Regions from separate parts of the Homo sapiens genome. Here regions 2 and 3 are each linked to region 1. A link is a loop called in an ENCODE intact Hi-C map of the cell type or tissue named here. Cell type or tissue: sigmoid colon. All regions are shown on one strand.

Region 1 (2,500 bases):
AATAGTCACAAAAAGACAAATGCTGTATAATTTCTCTTACATGAGGAATCTGGAGTAGTCAAGTTCATAAAACAGGAAGTAGAATGGTGGCTGCCAGGGGCTAGAGGAGGAGGAAATTGAGGAGTTATTGTTTAATGAGTTCAGAGTATTTGTTTTGGAAAATGAAAAGGTTCTGGAGATTGACTCACAACACTACTGAACTGTACAGTCAAAAATGGTTAAGGTGGTAAGTTTTATGTTATTTGTATTTTACCACAATCAACAACTTTAACTTTTTTAAAAAGTTAAAACATTAGTACAAACACAAGTAGCTACAGTTAAAACTCTTTGAACTCCACTTTTGACTAATTGGTAAAGCTCGCTTGTACTATAAAGAAGTGAAAAAGAAAACAAAAACAACAACAAAAGGAGGAGGACAGTGACTCTCTCTTCTCCCCTTCCTCTTCAAAATATTGAAAATGAAGGTCAGTATCTGGAGACCTTCAGAATAAGACTCCTTTCTAAGAGATGGGATTATAAGATACTTTTTTTCTTCTGTTTGTGTTATTCTGTATTTTCTTAAGTTTCTATAATGATATGGATTACCTTTTTAATTGGAGGAAAAAAGTGCTGAGGCCCTACTAAAACAAAGGTGGTCCATCAACACTGAGATGCTTGGGTTAATCATAACTTAAGAATGTTTTGCAAAGGTAGAGTAGCCCTGCTGTTTCCTATATGCCACTAGCCAACCCCAGGAAGGCTCTGGCCGCATCACATGGCTGCTCTAGTTCTAGGAAGAAAAAGACACCCAAAGTTCCAAACTTGTCATCAAGTTAGAACTAGAAATCAGGCCTTGCAGTCCCCACTCCAGTGCCCTTTGACCTAGTTGACTATTTCTCTGAAAGCTGGGGTGTTTATTGTGCAACTGAAGTTATGTTTATACGCAGCTCAGCTTCATTTGCACCAAAGTTTCTCAGCCTCGACACTATGAACATTTTTGGGTGGGATAATTCTTTGTTGAAAGGGGCCGTCCCATGCATTGAAGGATATTTAGCCACATCTGTGGCCTTTCTCCATTATTTACCAGTAGCGCTCTCCCAACCCTCCAACGAAAATTGTCTCTAGACATTGTCAAATGTCCCCTGGGGGCGCAGTTATCCTAGTAGAGAACCACTGATTTACTGCTGGTGAAAATTCATATAATCAGCAAATTTTCTCTTGGACCTTTGCTTCACCAGTTTAAAGGGCTGGATTTAGAGTCTGAGGAGTTCGTGTGAAAAAGAAATCCTGATAAAAATTTCTGGCTTGTTCCCTGGCTCTCCCTGGAGCTCAGCCTTGCTCATACTGTGCTGCTGCTGAAAGTAATCTGGGTGGTCAGAGAGAGATGCTGCTGTGATCGTTTTGGCTGTTTTGTTGAACTGATCTCAGTCTCATCCTTAGCCAGACTTTCTGGTGACTCACCAGCTTTCCTGCTGCCTGTGCCCTTGCCACGATCCCTTCCAGCCGTGACGCAGTCTTTGCCCATTTCACTCTTCCCAGCTGACAGCCATGTCCTCCCCTCAGATGGCCCTGACGTCAGGAGTGGAGAGGGGCCAACCTGGCGTAGCTGTGAGGAGTGAAGCTGCACTGAACTTGCATCAGAAAACCTGGCCTTGACTCAGCCCTCTCAGTTTGCTTATCTTATTTTCAACATGTCCTACTTTGTAAGATGGTTGTGAGAACAAAATGAGACGACATACTCTGAGTGCTCAGTACCATATCTGATCAAGACACCCTTGTTGTCATTACTGTCACTGTGATTTTGAACAAGGCACTTAACTTTTCAGGGTCTCAATGTCATCATCTGAGAAAATAAGGGATTGAGTTGGGCTAACTTCTAGGGTTTCTTCAATGTCAGATTTCAAAAATTATTCATTTTTTTCCAGCTGTAAATAGAATAGTTAATAATCCCTTACAAGGTTGGGGTGCAAACAAAATATTACGGGAAACACTTTGCAAACTGTATATCATGTCAACATCAGGTGGGTTTGGCCATTTGGACGGAAGGACCTTGGGCAAGTGACACGAATATGGGGCCATGGAGTTTGATGGCCAGAATGATCGCAAAGCACAAGGGCTGCTCAGTCTACTTGTGAACATGAATCCTGGGCCAGCCAGTCAGACTCCTTCTGCCACTTTTTCTGTAAGTCTGCATAAGATGGCAGCCTTCCAGAATCCTTTATACTAGTGGGGAATCACAATTAACTACCAAAATGGGAAGGAACCGAGGAACCATGCCGTTCCTCCACAAAGAAACTAATTTTCTTATTCTCAGAGGGTTCAGGGGACCAAAGTGGAGGGGATAATACTTCTTTTTTCTTTTATTTTTATAATTTTGACTTCTATTTTAGATTCAGGGGGTACATGTGCAGGTTTGGTACCTGGAAATATTGCCTGATGCTGAGGTTTGGGGTATGATTGATCCTGTCACCCAGGTAGTCAGCATAGTACCCAATAGTTTATCAACCCTTGCCCGTCTCCC
Region 2 (2,500 bases), 270 kb after region 1:
TTCTACCACCTCCACCCTCCAAAAAATCTTTTTAGAGTAATTAGAAGAGGTTTGGTGAAAGTTGAATTCCCTAAGGCCCTAGAGGTATGACTACTTGGGTTTTTTCCCTCCAGGGTACAACATAATTTACTCTTAATCCTTATTCCAATAGGCCAAAGGGAACTTTGTGATAACCTGCAAGTGGTTGTTTGGCTGTGGCCTGATACCCACAGCATTCAGGTGACTTGCCTGGGTGATAATGAAAATGATAATATAATTAACACATTACAGAGCTCTTACCATGTGGTAGACACTGTTGTAAGTATTGTCACTCATTCATGTTTTTAATGCTCATAACATTTCAATACAATGGTTACCATTATCATTCCAGTTATATAATTGAGAAAACTTTTAGTGTCAAAAGGTTAGCTGCTTTGCCCCAAGTCACACAGCTACTAAGTGTCAGAGTACAGCCCAATAACTAAGGTTTTCATTTTGTTTTGTTTCAATTTAGAGGAAGAGCCTTCGCCAAACCTTTTCTACCATGAAGCCAGGGGAGAAAAACTCACATATTTGTAGGAGGCAGAGTCTTCAACACTCCCCTGACTTTTCCTCTTATGGCATCCTCTGGGATCTTAGGGCCTCTCATTACCTGAAATGTGAAAATGGCATGTTTAATTATTCATTTTCCATCACCCCTAATGAGGGGATTAACTGTCTAGTGAAACAAAAGGAAATAGTCTGACCTTCAGGCTGCATGGATGTGATAATCACTAAAACCTCAAGTCAGTTTAAGCAGACAAATGAAAGGATTTTACTCATCTGGATGCACAGGGGCCATCGGGGTCACTAATTAAAGTCACATAATGGAGCAATGACAATGAGAAAATAAACGTGCTAAAAATTATGTTTCCTTAATTATGTGCACAGGTGCTCTACAGGAGTTTCCAAAGCTCCTTTAACTTACCTGATGTCTTACGGCTTTGAGCTTGGGTGGAGAAAGGGTAACAGGGCTGTGGCTTGCCGGGAAGACAGAGGAGGAGAGTCTGTGGGCATGGGGCAGGAGTCAATTCTGTCTCAGGTATGGAAGAGCATGAGGAAAGTAGAGGCTAACTTAGAGATCTATTAGTCACAACCTCAAGAACAACCGGTTCATTTTTCATTACTTGGTTGATTGGTTTGACCAAACGTTACTGTGGGAATGATTCGTGAACTATTCTGCTACATGGCATGTAAACACAGCCTTCTAATCTAGACCTTTGCTATTAAAATGGTCATAAATAGCTGCGAATTACTACTGTTGTGCAACTCGTGACTTCATCATGGCTTCTGGCAGTGCAGATGGGAGCCACATTCCAGGCCCTGCTGCAGTGCGCATCTTTCCCGTAACATTTAATGAGCACAGGGTGATTGGTGCTGCACAGATGACAAAATGGCATCCTCCTTGCCCTGTTCTCTTCCAAGATAAGACATTTTTAAAAGGCCATAAAGCCTTGAAAGTCTCCCCACACAGATATTGCGTGACCTATAAATATGCATCTGCTCAAAATATGGCAAAATGCATCACTATTAATAACTCCAAAGAGTCATGGAGATTCAGACAGTCCAATTCCTCTGCCAAAAGTTCAGAATGTTTGCTTAGTGCTTTGATTTTTTTTTTAAAACTCTGTTCTTGGTTTGCTTCAGTACATTTTCTATTTAGATACTCCACCGAGTATGTGTCAAACTTTATCTGTGCCCTTACTTGGACATAAGAGAGCATACAAGACAGGAATGGAAGGCCTTTAACGTTATTGGGGTTTTAAAAATTGTGCTTGCTTCACAAATATTTTCCATTTCTCTCTACCATAGCAACCATTACCTTCACCATATATGCAAAAATGGCTAAAGGAAAAGTGAGGAAACTCTTCTACGTTACTTATACTGATAATTATATTGTATTATTACCTATTTCTTGAACAATAACTGTTTCTAGGCACGGTGCTCCTATACGTCATTGCTAAGCCTCAATGTTGAGTTAATAATCAATCCTATAAAGTGGGTGTTATTACCATTTCACACACCAAGACTCAGCAATTAAGTAACTGGCCCATTGGACACACAAGCGACTCTCAGGACTGTAACTCAAACCCAAGGAAGGCTCTTTAGCTTGTGCCATATGAAACTACCAGTGGTAAATCATTCCTGACCAAAAATGGCAGTTTTATGGCTCAACCTAATAGCAAAATGTGTTGCCCTGGAAGGAAATCTAGACTCTCTTCCTGATGTCACAAAGACCCTTTGCAGACTGACATCATGTTGCAGGGAAAACTGTATAACACAGTACTGGGGTAGAGGGATAGGCGAATGGGAATGTAGTTTATTATCTTTGCAGCAATTATTGATATTATTACAAGTAAAGACATGATGTGAAACTGCAAAAAAGTAGCAAAGCCTGACAATATGTCTACATTTTTGGATATCTGAAATATATTTACATTTTTAATACACTTACTTTTTTGGATACATTGTATCTGAAAGT
Region 3 (2,500 bases), 170 kb before region 1:
ACATGTGCCACCACACCCAGCTAATTTTTATTTATTTATTTATTTTTTGTAGAGATAGGATCTTGCTATGTTGCCCAGGCTAGTCTTCAACTTCTAGGCTCAAAAGATCCTTCTGCCTCAGCCTCCCAAAGTGCTGGGATTATAGGCATTAACCACCATATGTGGCTGTTTCCTAAGTTTTGACAAATTCAGTTATACCCCAGTATATGTTTATTTGAGTTGAGACAATTCAACCTTACAGAATATATCACTTAAGCTCCCTACTTTCGTGTAAGAGGCATTTCTTAGTACCTATGAAGACCAATTTGGATTCAGGAACTTCTCAAGCCACTGAATGCCAATAAATGTGAGTTACCACACTGCATTCTGGGCAGTTGTATATTTGGCTTATCTCACACAAAGATCTGCTGTCAGAGCATTGCTGGCTTCTAGTTTGTAATAGTGATTGTCTTGTGGATTATTTTTTAAAAATATATTTTGCCTTTTTTATTTGTGCTAAAGGTCTAAGATTATGAGTATTGCATATATGATCTATATGCTGGCTAAATAATATACTATTAATTTCAGTGGTAATTATGTTTTCGTAGTAATTACTATGTCAAGGGTCCATAGCTTTTAGCAGATCCTTAAAGAGGTCAGTGATCCCCAAAAGGGCAAGTTGAATTTCAACCCTATGCAGACAGGTAGGGAAGGTTTTCCAAAAGGCAGGGGGCTTTCTCAAACTCTGTAATGAAACCAATATGGCACCTGCCTGTTCTTCCTGGTCAGCTCAGGCTGTGTTTCTGAAGAAATGCTGTATACAGTCTATGTGGCTGCCTGTGAATTATTGCTCATTTTTTTGGACTAGATTGAACAATATTAAATTGCTGCTTTTTTATTATTTCTTACTTACAAAAATCCACTGCAAATGTTTCAACCTAATATATAAAACCAAAGGACTTAGTCTGAGCCCTTTTGGGAGGCAAAGTGGAACTTTCTCTTAAATGCACTGTGACTCATCATTTTTCCTCAGGATTGTGATGACAAACATTTGGTTTGTTGTTAAATCACAACAATCAGCCCTCTGTGTTATGAAGGAGACTAATGACTGACTCTTTTAGGGCAAGCCCCTAACCATGAGCAGCACGACTCCTGTGCTCCAGGGCCATCTGGAACAGATGCTTGGGTTGAAAGCTAAGAAAACATAATTATTTCAAGTCCAAGCCATACTGGGTTGTGCCAAGAGGAACGTAATACATGAGAGCTGGGGAATGCACTGTCCACTTTAGTTGACGTTAGTCTGCCCCCAACATGAGTACTTTCTGTAGTTCATAACCCCACAATTTGACAAGTGAGGAGAAACAGGAGTGAATACTGGAGAAATGCAGCATGAGTGATTAAAAGGCTAGAACATTATTCCTTTAAAAAAAAGAGAAAAAGCATTTAAAGGTCTTTAGCCTAGAGAAGAGAAAGATTGGAAGTGATGTGATAGCTGTCTTGTATTTATACCCCACCAGGATAACTGCCATAATTCTCCACCTCAACAGAGGCCCGACTAAGGGGAAATGGACTTCAACTGCAGTAAGAAATGGTGTCTTCATCATTATGGTAACTAAATATAGAGGGTGCTAGGTGACATTGAAAAATCATCTTTCCCCAAAGAACTGTGTAGGATCTTAGCATCATACTTTCATGACAGCATCTGTTTCATCCTTCATCTCTAACCAGCAGAAATAACTGTCTACTAGTGACTTTTTAGGAATTAGAAACAGGCTGGTGGAAAGGAGTTTGAGGGGGCCAGAGACAACCCTTGTGTTGTCTTAAATTGAATGATGCTTGAGCTAAGGCCAGTTCTGGCTGTGGTTAAAATTGACAATCTGTCTAGATCTTTTTCTGCCTGCCAATGGAATGGGAATCAGGAAAAAAAACACATTAGAAATTTTAAAAAATAGTTTTTTGAAGTGAAATCCATACAACATGAAATTAACCATTTTAAAGCAAACCATTCGGTGGAGTTAGTACACTCACAATGTTGTACAACCACCACCTCTCTCTAGTTTCAAAATATTTTCATCAATCCAAAGTAAAACCCCTTACCTGTTTAGCAGTTTCTCCTCATCCTCCCCTCTCCCTAGTCCCTGGAAACCACCAATCTGTATTCCTTCCCTATGAGTTTCTGTATTCTGGATATTTCATCTAAATGCAATCATGCTATATGTGACCTTTTATGTCTGGCTTTTTTCACTTAGCCTAATGTTACAAGGCTCATCAACATCGTAGCATGTATCAGTGCTTCATTGCTTCTTATGGCCGAGTAATATTCTGTTATCTGGATATACTGCACTTTGTTTACCCATTCATGAGTGGATGACTATTTGGGCTGTTTTCACCCTTTGGCTATTGTGAATATGGTTGCTATGAACCTGCCTGTTCATAACTTCATTTGAATACCTGTTTTCACTTCTTTGGATATATACCTCGGAGTGAGAATTGGTGGGTCATATGGTAATTCAATGTTTAA

What was found. A loop is a pair of places that touch in the nucleus more often than their neighbours do. Peaks named below come from ENCODE experiments on the same cell type or tissue, not always from the same donor. Only the 100,000 strongest peaks of a DNase experiment are listed, where the experiment ranks them.
Region 2: it touches region 1 in a loop (4-fold over the local background); 2 of 110 quality-filtered maps call a loop at or near these places.
Region 3: it touches region 1 in a loop (3-fold over the local background); 2 of 110 quality-filtered maps call a loop at or near these places.

What each region holds. Positions count from the first base shown.
Region 1 is chr12:47,376,721-47,379,220 of GRCh38, reverse strand. No RefSeq gene overlaps it. Among named protein-coding and RNA genes, the nearest start is that of MIR4494, 14 kb to the right of the region's middle. In sigmoid colon, no CTCF peak of the experiment used is centred here; DNase peaks (open chromatin) are centred at 795 and 1,530; H3K27ac peaks cover 1,186 bases.
Region 2 is chr12:47,102,244-47,104,743 of GRCh38, reverse strand. It overlaps PCED1B (PC-esterase domain containing 1B), which reads right to left. Exons shown (of 4, transcript NM_138371.3): 2 at 549-631. Among named protein-coding and RNA genes, the nearest start is that of AMIGO2, 24 kb to the right of the region's middle. In sigmoid colon, no CTCF peak of the experiment used is centred here; a DNase peak (open chromatin) is centred at 1,353.
Region 3 is chr12:47,550,290-47,552,789 of GRCh38, reverse strand. No RefSeq gene overlaps it. Among named protein-coding and RNA genes, the nearest start is that of LINC02156, 140 kb to the right of the region's middle. In sigmoid colon, no CTCF peak of the experiment used is centred here; a DNase peak (open chromatin) is centred at 1,199.